Regions from separate parts of the Homo sapiens genome. Here region 2 is linked to region 1. A link is an interaction called in ENCODE POLR2A ChIA-PET data of the cell type or tissue named here. Cell type or tissue: B cell. All regions are shown on one strand. Links, peaks and the distances in the headings refer to the core of each region. The heading gives the core; the rest is flanking DNA.

Evidence for each region. Peaks named below come from ENCODE experiments on the same cell type or tissue, not always from the same donor. Only the 100,000 strongest peaks of a DNase experiment are listed, where the experiment ranks them.
Region 2: POLR2A ChIA-PET joins it to region 1 with 17 read pairs; 14 of 35 experiments call an interaction of 5 or more read pairs at or near these places.

The regions. Positions count from the first base shown.
Region 1 is chr1:204,463,867-204,469,235 of GRCh38, reverse strand. PIK3C2B (phosphatidylinositol-4-phosphate 3-kinase catalytic subunit type 2 beta) reads left to right here. Exons shown (of 33, transcript NM_001377334.1): 2 at 1-366; 3 at 3,917-4,017; 4 at 4,632-4,786; 5 at 5,104-5,224. Among named protein-coding and RNA genes, the nearest start is that of PIK3C2B, 28 kb to the left of the region's middle. RefSeq lists an enhancer at 257-1,084. In B cell, for the core only: no CTCF peak of the experiment used is centred there; DNase peaks (open chromatin) are centred at 3,065 and 4,709; H3K4me3 peaks cover 316 bases; H3K27ac peaks cover 4,479 bases.
Region 2 is chr1:204,519,353-204,524,721 of GRCh38, reverse strand. All of the region lies in intron 1 of MDM4 (MDM4 regulator of p53), which reads right to left. Among named protein-coding and RNA genes, the nearest start is that of MDM4, 5.6 kb to the right of the region's middle. RefSeq lists an enhancer at 1-329. In B cell, for the core only: no CTCF peak of the experiment used is centred there; DNase peaks (open chromatin) are centred at 661, 2,035, 2,381 and 3,311; H3K4me3 peaks cover 2,758 bases; H3K27ac peaks cover 4,539 bases.

The sequences.
Region 1 (5,369 bases), core at 143-5,142:
AACACTTTCTCTTTGGTCGAACAATTGCCGGGCAAACTGCTAGAGCATCGGATCCTAGAAGAGGAAGAGGTGCTGGGAGGTGGGGGTCAGGGGCGCCTACTGGGGTCTGTGGACTATGATGGTATCAATGATGCAATTACTAGGCTCAACTTGAAATCGACCTATGATGCGGAGATGTTGCGGGATGCCACCAGGGGCTGGAAGGAGGGCCGAGGGCCGCTGGACTTCAGCAAAGACACCTCTGGAAAACCCGTGGCCAGGAGCAAGACTATGCCCCCTCAGGTGCCCCCCCGCACCTATGCCTCCCGCTATGGCAACCGAAAGAATGCGACGCCTGGCAAGAACCGCCGGATTTCTGCAGCCCCGGTGAGGACCTTCTTGTGTTTCTTCTGCCTTCCTTTCTCCATGTCCTTCAGAAACAGGGACTAGTCTCTGCTGTTCTACATCCAACTCTGCCAAGTCCTTACCCCTTTAGGCCTCTCCTACCCTCTTTGGGACCCTGGCCCTGGTGGGGGAGGTCCAGGGGAGGCTTGATTAGGGGTGGACACCAGTAGAGGGAGGGCTCCTTCTCAGGGCCAGGTTTCATGTATCTTGGCCAAAACGGGCCTTCTGGGGCAGGCATTTGGGAATCCTGGTTCCTAGCGTGTGCCTGCTTCCTGATGTAAGGACTGAATTGGGAGTTATGGGATTCATTATTGACTGGCTGAATGGCCCTCTGGACCGGAGCAAGTTGCTTCCGCTTGCTCTGAGGCCCTGCTCTGCCAAAAACGCTGCGTGGCGATGAAGATCATTCACAATAGTAACCACTTGTTTAGTGCCCACTGAATGCCAGACCCTGGTCCAGATCTCCACAACAACCCTTCCTGATAGTCCAAAGCCACACAGCAAGCAATAGCAGGGCCAGCATTCAGCCCTGGCCTCTCTCGTTCCTAAGCCTTCTGTCTCCTCCTCTCCTTCTCCCTTTCTCTCTCTCTCTCTCCCTGCTCTGTTCTTTATTGTGATAAAATATACGTAACGTAAAATTCGCCACCGTAACCATTTGGAAGTGTGCAGTCAGTGGCACTGACGACATTCACATTGTCGTGCAACCCTTGCATTATTCATCTCTACTCATTCTCTTCTCACAATGAAAATATTTAGAAAAAATATGCAGTATGACAAATAGTTTTATTTTTATCAGTACATAGTGTAAAATAGCGAACTATCTAGGTCAAAGCCCCCAGGCAGGTGCCAGGGCAGCTCTGATCTTTTTTCTGGTTTAGGGGAGCTTCAGCAGCATCTCCTGGGTAGGACCAGAAGGCCTATTTGTGTTTCATCCTTGGTCCCTGGAAACCCTGGCTGCAAGGAGTCAAGAGACAAGTGACACCCCCATGGCTGATGCCTTCTTTTTTTTTTTTTTTTTGAGACAGAGTCTCACTCTGTCACCAGGCTTTAGTGCAGTGGCGCTATCTTGGCTCACTGCAGCCTCTGCCTCCCGGGTTCAAGAGATTCTCCTGCCTCAGCCTCCCAAGTAGCTGGGATTACAGGCACCTGCCACCATGCCCAGCTAATTTTTGTATTTTTAGTAGAGACGGGGTTTCACCACATTGGCCAGGCTGGTCTTGAACTCCTGACCTCAGGTGATCTGTCCACTTTGGCCTCCCAAAGTTCTGGGATTACAGGTGTAAGCCAATGCCCCTGGCTGCTGATGCCTTCTGTGACAGCTTAGCATTCTACTTCATTCTGTCCTGGTTTCCTCCTTAGCCATTGTTTAAGGGGCACTGGGGTTTTCCCACCTTGTGTCTAGCCTTTGGGAACCTTCCCAACTCTGAAGAGCTACACAGTTCTTCCTTCCTCCGCTTCTCCTAAGAGAGTCCCCCCAAAAGCAGAATCAGCTCCTGGGATAAGCCACATCCCTAGAGCTCAGGGATTTTTAAAGGCCCTGCTCTGAGAGGTGGGGCTGTTCCCGCTATTTATAGGGACTGGGAGATTCCTGTTCCCAGCTCTGAGTTCCTCACACCCAGCTGGGCCTGCTCACTGAGTCAGGGCACCCTGGTAGGTGGTCACCTCTGTCACTCCTTCTCTCTCCTGCCTCCCCTACTCCCTCACCCTTCCCCATCCCCTGCATGTCATCAGAGTTCTGAGACAGAGCTCAGCCCAGAATCTCCTTGAAGAAGCGGACACAAAGCAAAAAGCTCTTGCCAGTTCTGAGTGGGGAAATGCGGCCTTGGTCCTCCCCGGCTCAGCTTGTTGCAGGGGCTCAGCCTGCTGGGAGGGGGGACCCCTTGGGCCCTCGGCCTATACCACCGCCCCGCTTTCGTCGGGCTTCCAGCCAGAGGGAACCTCCTTATCCCAGGCCAGCGGAGCCAGCTCTGGAACTGGCTGGCTCCAAATGCCAGCCTGATACCCCTGCTGCCAGCCTCTGCCCGGCAGACTCCCCCAGCCAGCATCGGGTGATGCCACCAGGGCCTGCCAGCTGGGCAAACGTAAGTGGCTTTTGTTTTCTTATGGTGCCAGTGAGTGGTACAGAAAGGACATGAGAGTGGCCTTCAGTGACCACTCTGTTCTCTCCCTCTCTTGCCTTCTCTTCCCTCCCCCCACTGTCTCTCTCTCTTTCTCTTTTTCTTCCTCTCTCTCTCCTTTCTCTTGTGGGTTAATTGCTGACAGTGGTGCTATTGTTTTGACTGGGACACAGGCACGAACTTGGCAGAGCCAGGGCCTCACATGCCAACTGTCCCCACTGCTGCCCTCCCCTCTGTGCACCCCCACCCCCCGCCGCCCATGCACACCCAGGGGAGCAAGCCTAACAAGAGAGGGTCAACCAGAGGAAACAGTCTGGATATTCAAATGAGGAGCTCAGTTGCTGTCATCTGCCCCAAGAGGCAGAGAGGACTTGAGAGTAGCCAAGAGGTTGGGTGAGAGATGTGAGGCGTTGCTATGTGCACAGGCCGGAGCTAGACTCCCGCCAGAAACAGCTGTTGGAACCACATGCCGGCCTTATCTCCATCTGAGCTGAAGCCTCGTCCCTGGTGTGGCCTCCCAGGCTGCCCTGAGCAGACCCCTCAGGCAGAAACCTGTCATGCACCAGCTCTCCCTCCCCCTCACTTCCTTCTCCCTAGGGCTGGGCTACAGGCCTTGCTAGGGGCTTCTTTAGGAACCCTCCTGGGTGACTGAAAGCAGCTCTGGGATGGGAGACCGTTTGGGACCTTGTCTGAGAATCCTACCACCACACACGTATTTTGAGAGAGGAAGTGGGGCCAAGGCAGGCTCCCTGACATTCCGGCCGTTCAGAGCCGGCTGACTCGGAAGCCAGAGGAGCCAAGCTTCTACCAGGTCCTCCCCTGCCCAGACCACTGCTTTGACGCTTTCTTCCTCAAATAGCATTTACCCAGAAGGCACATGTGTCTGAGTCATCTCCTCTATCTAAGGGTTCTGGGTCTCTCTCTGCTTTGGGTCCATGGGGCTTGTGGATATTGAGGCTTTAGACCAGGGCCAAGCTTCCCTGGGCACCATTTGGGCCGCCCACCTGCTCTAGCCTCAGTAGAGGGGCTGGGAAAAACAGCTGTCTGCTCTGCTCCCTGTCACGCCTCTGGGAGAATCCCCCGGAAAGCCCGTGTTGCAGGAGAGGCCCAACAGCACTGGATTGCCTTACTGGCTGCCTCACGCTTATCAGACTGTCCCCTCCTGAAGTGGCTTTGGCCACACTCTTGTCCATCTCAGCCAGAGCTTCGCCTCCTTCTTCAACTTGGCTCCTGGTCTCCTAGGACAGCAGATACATGTATTCCCGGATGTCCCATATGTTCTTGTGCCCCTTTCATTGGATGTCGAGTGACTAGAAAGTCTTTTCATCTAGAGTTTGAGTTTAGGTCTGGAGTACCTCATAGGGAGGGGACACCACGAGGAAAAAGGCACTGAGTCGTCTGCTCTTCTCTTAAAGGTGGGCTCCCGGCCCCACACTGTTGCCAATGGCCATGAGTTGTTTGAGGTCTCAGAAGAGAGAGATGAGGAGGTTGCTGCATTTTGCCACATGCTGGATATGTAAGAGTTAAAGAATGGGGTGGGATTTGGGAGGGCTATGGGGGATGGGGAGGGGGGCCATCCATTTCCAAACTTTCTTTAGGAGGGAAGAAGCACCATAATAAGTAAATCTCAGTTCATAGCTATGAAAATGCTTCCTACAACAAGTGTCTGCAGGGTTTTTGAAATCTTAGAAGTCTCACATTTTTAGCAAAATTCATGAAACCTCCATTGAATGGTCAAAGTATCCTGATCACTCTAGAGTCTGACCCTCAGTTGCCCTTAAGAGCAAATGCACCCCAGCTGGCGATAAGAGTGTTATCTGGAACTAAAAGAGAAAGGAAATGGATTCATAAAAAATTTTCCATTAAACTTAGCATGGAAAGCTTTGTCATTTTAGAACTATTTGTACTGTTCAATGGTGGGAAACATTTTGCAATTATAAGAGAAGTGTCAAGAAGGGGGTTTCTCAGAGCTGCTACCCCACTGCCCCCATCCTGGCCTGCAAATTTGGAGGGCTGGGCTGAGTGGGGACAGAGGGGCTCTTGAGCCTCAGAGCATGAGGTTCCCAACAGATGTCTTCTTGACTACTCTCTTCTAAAGGCACAGTGAGGGTTTTTTTTCTTCCTGTACAGCCTTCGATCTGGCTCTGACATCCAAGACTACTTCCTCACTGGCTATGTCTGGAGTGCTGTCACCCCTAGCCCAGAGCACCTCGGGGATGAGGTCAACCTGAAGGTGACTGTGTTGTGTGACAGGCTTCAAGAGGCACTCACTTTCACCTGCAACTGTAAGTTAGTGAGGGGGGAGAGGATGTGAGCATCCCTTGAAGTGGGGTGGGGATGACTGTGTTTTGACTCGATTTCCACCTCATCTTGTGGCCCAGATGAAGGGCAGTGAGGATGCTCCTTTGGGGGTGAGGGGCTGGCTATGGGGCCAGCATTCTAGTACAGTCACTTTCCTCAACTCTGAACTACTTGCCTGCTTTATCTGGTTGGTGATGGTGCTGGAGAATACTTAGCTGGAAAGGGGGATCAGGGTGGGGAAACTGAGACCCATCTGCCTTGACATCCATCATGATTGCTCCCCCTACCTTACCCTTCACAGGTTCCTCCACTGTAGACTTGCTTATCTACCAGACCCTGTGCTACACCCATGATGACCTGAGGAATGTGGACGTGGGTGACTTTGTGCTAAAGCCCTGCGGGCTGGAGGAGTTCCTGCAGAAGTGAGTGAATGGGTGGGAGGTAGCCCCTGCCTTCCTGGTAGTAAGATTGTGAGGGGGCTTCATGGGATTGGTGCTGGGACCGGCCTGGCAGCTCCGCCCCAATCCCACAGTCAAGACTCCTGCTTTCTGGGCACACTCTCGGCCA
Region 2 (5,369 bases), core at 200-5,199, 55 kb before region 1:
CACTGTAACCTCTGCTTCCCAGGTTCAAGCGATTCTCCTGCCTCAGCCTCCTGAGTAGCTGGGATTACAGGCACACGCCACCACGCCCAGCTCATTATTGTATTTTTAGTAGAGACGGGGTTTCACCCTGTTGGTCAGGCTGGTCTCAAATTCCTGACCTCGTGATCCGCCCACCTCAGCCTCCCAAAGTGCTGGGATTACAGGCGTGAGCCACCATGCCCAGCCGGAAAATAGATTTTTAAATAAACTTAAGTTAACCTTCATTTATGCCTTTTTCTAACAAAAGGCAACAATTATTAAAACTGATGACTAACAAGCCACATCAGGGAAAGGGTAAATGGCGACTAGAATAGGCCAGGTGCAGTGGCTCACGCCTGTAATCCTAACAGTTTGGGAGACTAAGATGGGCAGATCACCTGAGGTCAGGAGTTTGAGATGTAGGATTTAATAAATTCCTCTTCAAAGGTTTTAGCCTGTAAATTGTTAAGTACAATGAGTTCTGAGATGCTCTCCAAAAAACCAATGTATCTGTATGTTCAGCTCCCCTGTTCTTTGTTCTTCATTTAAAACTTTAAAAGTTTAACTTCCTCATTCTCTTCATCTCCTTGCCCCTCGTTTCAGTAAACAACCCCCTCCTAGCTTCTATCACCTGCTCCATCCTGAGTCACTCCTGGTCACCTCCCTTGACCTGAGTCATCCTGAGTCACCTGTTCTGTAACTGTTCTTCCCGCCATACTACTCGCCCAGCCACTCCAGCTCATACCCCTGCTCTCTTTAAAATAGCCCATCAGTATTAGCTTAGACTGTGCGGTCCAACCCTAGCCAATACGGGAACAACACAGAAGTAGGGGCTACCTGCGTCAGGGATAAGAACCCCTTCCCCTCCCTTGTTCAGGTGTGCTCTCACCATTGCTCCATCCGTGAGATGCACCCTTCCATAGAAGTAAAATTGCCTTGCTGAGAAAATTAAATTTATGTTTGAGTGATATTCATTTGCAGCTTCGAAAATTTATTTCTAACAGAGGCCAGACTAGGCAACAGGGCAAAACCCTGTCTCTACTAAAAATACAACAACTAGCTGGGCATGGCACGAGCCTGCAGTCCCAACTACTAAGGAAGCTGAGGCATGAGAATCACCTGAACTGGCAAGGTGGAGGTTGCAGTGAGCCAAGACTGTGCCACTGCACTCCAGCCTGGGTGACAAAGCGATACCCTGTCGCAAAAAAAAAAAAAAAAAAAAAAAAAAAATTTTTTTTAGGTGGAGTCTCGCTCTGTCGCCCAGGCTGGAGTGCAGTGGCATGATCTCGGCTCACTGCAAGCTCCGCCTCCTGGGTTCACACCATTCTCCTGCCTCAGCCTCCCGAGTAGCTGGGACTACAGGCGCCCACCACCACGCCCAGCTAATTTTGTGTATTTAGTAGAGACGGGGTTTCACCATGTTAGCCAGGATGGTCTTGATCTCCTGACCTCGTGATCCGCCTGCCTCAGCCTCCCAAAGTGCTGGGATTACAGGCATGAGCCACCACGTCTGGACAAAAAAAAATTTTTTTAAGACTATCAGCCGGGCACGCTGGCCCATGCCTGTAATCCCAGCACTTTGGGAGGCTGAGGAAGGTGGATCACCTGAGGTCAGGAGTTCAACACCAGCCTGGCCAACATGGTGAAACCCCGTCTCTACTAAAGCTCCAAAAATTAGGCGAGCGTGGTGGCACATGCATGTAATCCCAGCTACTCAGGAGGCTGAGGCAGGAGAATCACTTGAACCTGGGAGGCGGAGGTTGCAGTGAGCTGAGATCGCACCATTGCACTCCAACCTGGGTTACAAGAGTGAAACTCCATCTCAAAAAAAAAAAAAAAAGACAATCAGTAAATACACTGGCTGAAGATAACAAGATCCCTCATGCTTCTGAAAAGGCTTATAGCTGTAATCAAGTATAAATTCCTCCCTCTCCCATTACCTTACTTTGCTATAAAATAAGTCAAATAGGAAACAAGCACAATTTAAAATTCAGAAGTGGGCCAGGCATGGTGGCTCACGCCTATAATCTCAGCACTTTGGGATTGTACTCCCCAGATGAGGCAGGCAGATCATGAGGTCAAGAGATCAAGACTATCCTGGCCAAAATGGTGAAACCGTCTCTACTAAAAATACAAAAATTAGCCAGGTGTGGTGGCACACGCCTGTAGTCCCAACTACTCGGGAGGCTGAGACAGGAGAATCGCCTGAACTTGGGAAGCGGAGGTTGCAGTGAGCCGAGATCGTGCCACTGCACTACAGCCTGGTGACAGAGCAAGATTGTTTCAAAAAAAAAAAAAAAATTTAAAACCTGGCTTTTAATGGGTGGCTATTGATCTCATCACCTACTTCCTCATTTGCTTTTTTTGTGTGTGTGTGATGGAGTCTCACTCTGTCACTCAGGCTGGAGTGCAGTGGCACAATCACAGCTCACTGCAGCCTTTCAACCTCCTGGGCTCAAGCAGTCCTCCCACCTCAGCCTCCCAAGTAGTTGGGACTACAGGTGCATGCCACCATGCCCAGCTAATTTATTTTTTGTAGAGACGGGGTCTTGCTATGTTGCCCAGGCTGGTCTCAAACTCCTGGGCTCAAGTGATCCTCCTGCTTCAGCCTCCCAAAGTGCTGTAATCCCTGGGATTACAGGCATGGGCCACCACTCCTAGCCTGCCCTCTAATTCTTATCCTTCTTTTTGTCTATGCTCAAATGACAGTTTGTCAACAAGGCCTCATATGAACACCCATTTTTAAAACTAAAACTCCCAACCGCTTGTATTCCCTATCTCCTTCCCTGCTTTATTTTTCCCTACCAACCTTTTTACCAACCAAAACACTACATATTTTAATTATTTATTATGTAAAATATAAGCTACAAGTGGACAGGAATTTGTAACTGTCTATTTATACATTTCCAGTGTCTAAATCTGACAACTACATACATGGTAGAGCAACATGGTAGATAGAAACATTAATTATAATGTGCAGACCGTTTCCAAAAATGGCTCCCAATGAACCACGCTCCCTAACTGGCCCTATGACTTAATAAATAGAATGCAGCAGGTGATAATGTGACAATTCCAGGCCTGGCAGGCTCATGTTTTGTACTTTTGGAGGTGCTTGAAATCTGGCTACTCTACTGGAGACTACACAAAAAGGCTACAAGGAGAGGGAGGTGCAGTTGCCCAGCTGAGCCCAGACTCTTAGCCATACCCTCCAAAGCACCACACATCTTCCAGCCCCAGTTGCCACCTGACTACAACAAAGCACTTACTCAACGGTCTCGAGGTGTCCTTAAAAAAAAGAAAGAAAACAAAACAAAGCATCACACACGTTCCAGCCTCAGCTGCACCTGACTTAACAGCTGCATGACAAACCACAAAACCACAAGAACTATCCAACTCAGCCTATCATCCCACTGAATGAAAAATAAATAAAATGACTGTTTCAACTCACTAAGTTTTGGGGTGGTTTATTCCATAGCATTAGATAATTGAAACAAATGGTAAGGACTCATCAAGCCTATTATGTACCAGGCATACATATAAACCCATTTAATACCAAAACAGCCCTATTATGTAGCTATTATCCTTATTTTACAGATCAGGAAAGAGAAACAGAAGTTATTTGTCCAAGATCACCCAATGAGTAAGTTGTTGGAGTCAAGATTTCAAACTCAGACAAGCACTAACATCCCCGTTTAGCAGCATTTTTTCCCATTAGACCTCAAGTACACAGAATTAATCATAACTCTTTTATTCAAGACATATGCTGATTATTCATCCACACATGGCCCATTTTACTTATTTTTACCTTTTTATTTTCATAATTTTTTTGAGACAGGGTATTGTTCTGTCACCCAGGCTGGAGTACAGTGGCACAAACATAGCTCACTGCCACCTCGACCTCCTGGGCTCAAGTAATCCTCCCACCTCAGTCTCCTGATTATCTGGGACTACAGGCATGCGCCACCATTCCTGGCTAATTTTTTTATTTTTTGTAGAGACAGGATTTTGCTATGTTGCCCAGGCTAGTCTCAAACTCTTGGCCTCAAGTGATTCTCTCAACGAAAGTGTTGGGATTACAGGCATGAGCCACCACACCTGGCCTGGATTATTTTTAACGCAATAATCTTCCACAAACTAAGACTCTGATCATAACCTATATTTAACGATAATATCCCCCATCCCATTTTGCTGCCTTCCTGCAATAATAATCATCCTGAACCCTATTGTTTTCATTTCCCTTGCTTTCCTTTTTATACATTTTACTGCATCAAAATGGATTCCTAAAAAGTATTTTTAGTTTAGTTGCTCTTAATTATTAAAAAAAAAAAAAAGCAGGGATGTTGCATGTAATTTGGGAAATTTTGTTCCACTAACATAGATTAATTCCTACTGTCATATCAAAATTCATTTTTTTTTTTTTTTTTTTGAGATGGAGTCTCGCTCTGTCGCACAGGCTGGAGTGCAGTGGCGAGATCTCCCCTCACTGCAGGCTCCACCCCCCGGGGTTCATGCCATTCTTCTGCCTCAGCCTCCCGCGTAGCTGGGACTACAGGCGTCCACCACCTCGCCTGGCTAATTTTTTGTATTTTTAGTAGAGACGGGGTTTCACCATGTTAGCCAGGATGGTCTCGATCTCCTGACCTCGTGATCCGCCCGCCTCGGCCTCCCAAAGTGCTGGGATTACAGGCATAAGCCACCGCGCCCAGCCTAAAATGGTAGTTCTTTCTTATCTCTTAGTTTTTCGTTTATATTTTTCTCTTTCTTTGTTCTAGATTTTCTCCTTCTAGAATTCTAATTCATTCCTCAGTTGTATCCGTTCTGTTATTTATTCCATCTGTGATTCCATAACATTACAGATGGAATAAATTACAGAATAGATATAGATGTTTTGAGACAAGGTCTCACTCTGTCGCCCAGGCTGGACTGCAGTGCCGTGATCATGGCTTACTGCAACCTCAACCTCCCCAGCTCAAGCAAGCCTCCCACCTTAGCCTCTGGAGTAGCTGGGACTACAGGCGTGTACCACCTAATCCAGCTAGTTTTTTTAATGTTCCCCAGGCTAGTCTCAAATTCTGAGCTAAAGCAATCCTTTTCAGCCTCCCAAAGTGCTGGGATTACAGGCATGAGCCACCATGCCAGGCCAATGTTCTTTAATCCAACCACTGTATTTTTCTTTTTCATATACATATATTTTTTGAGACGGAGTTTCGCTCTTGTTGCCCAGGTTGGAGTGCAATGGAGCGATCCTGGTCCACCGCAACCTCCACCTCCTGGGTTCAAACGATTCTCCTGCCTCAGCCTCCCGAGTAGCTAGGATTACAGGCATGCACCATCACGCCCAGCTAACTTTA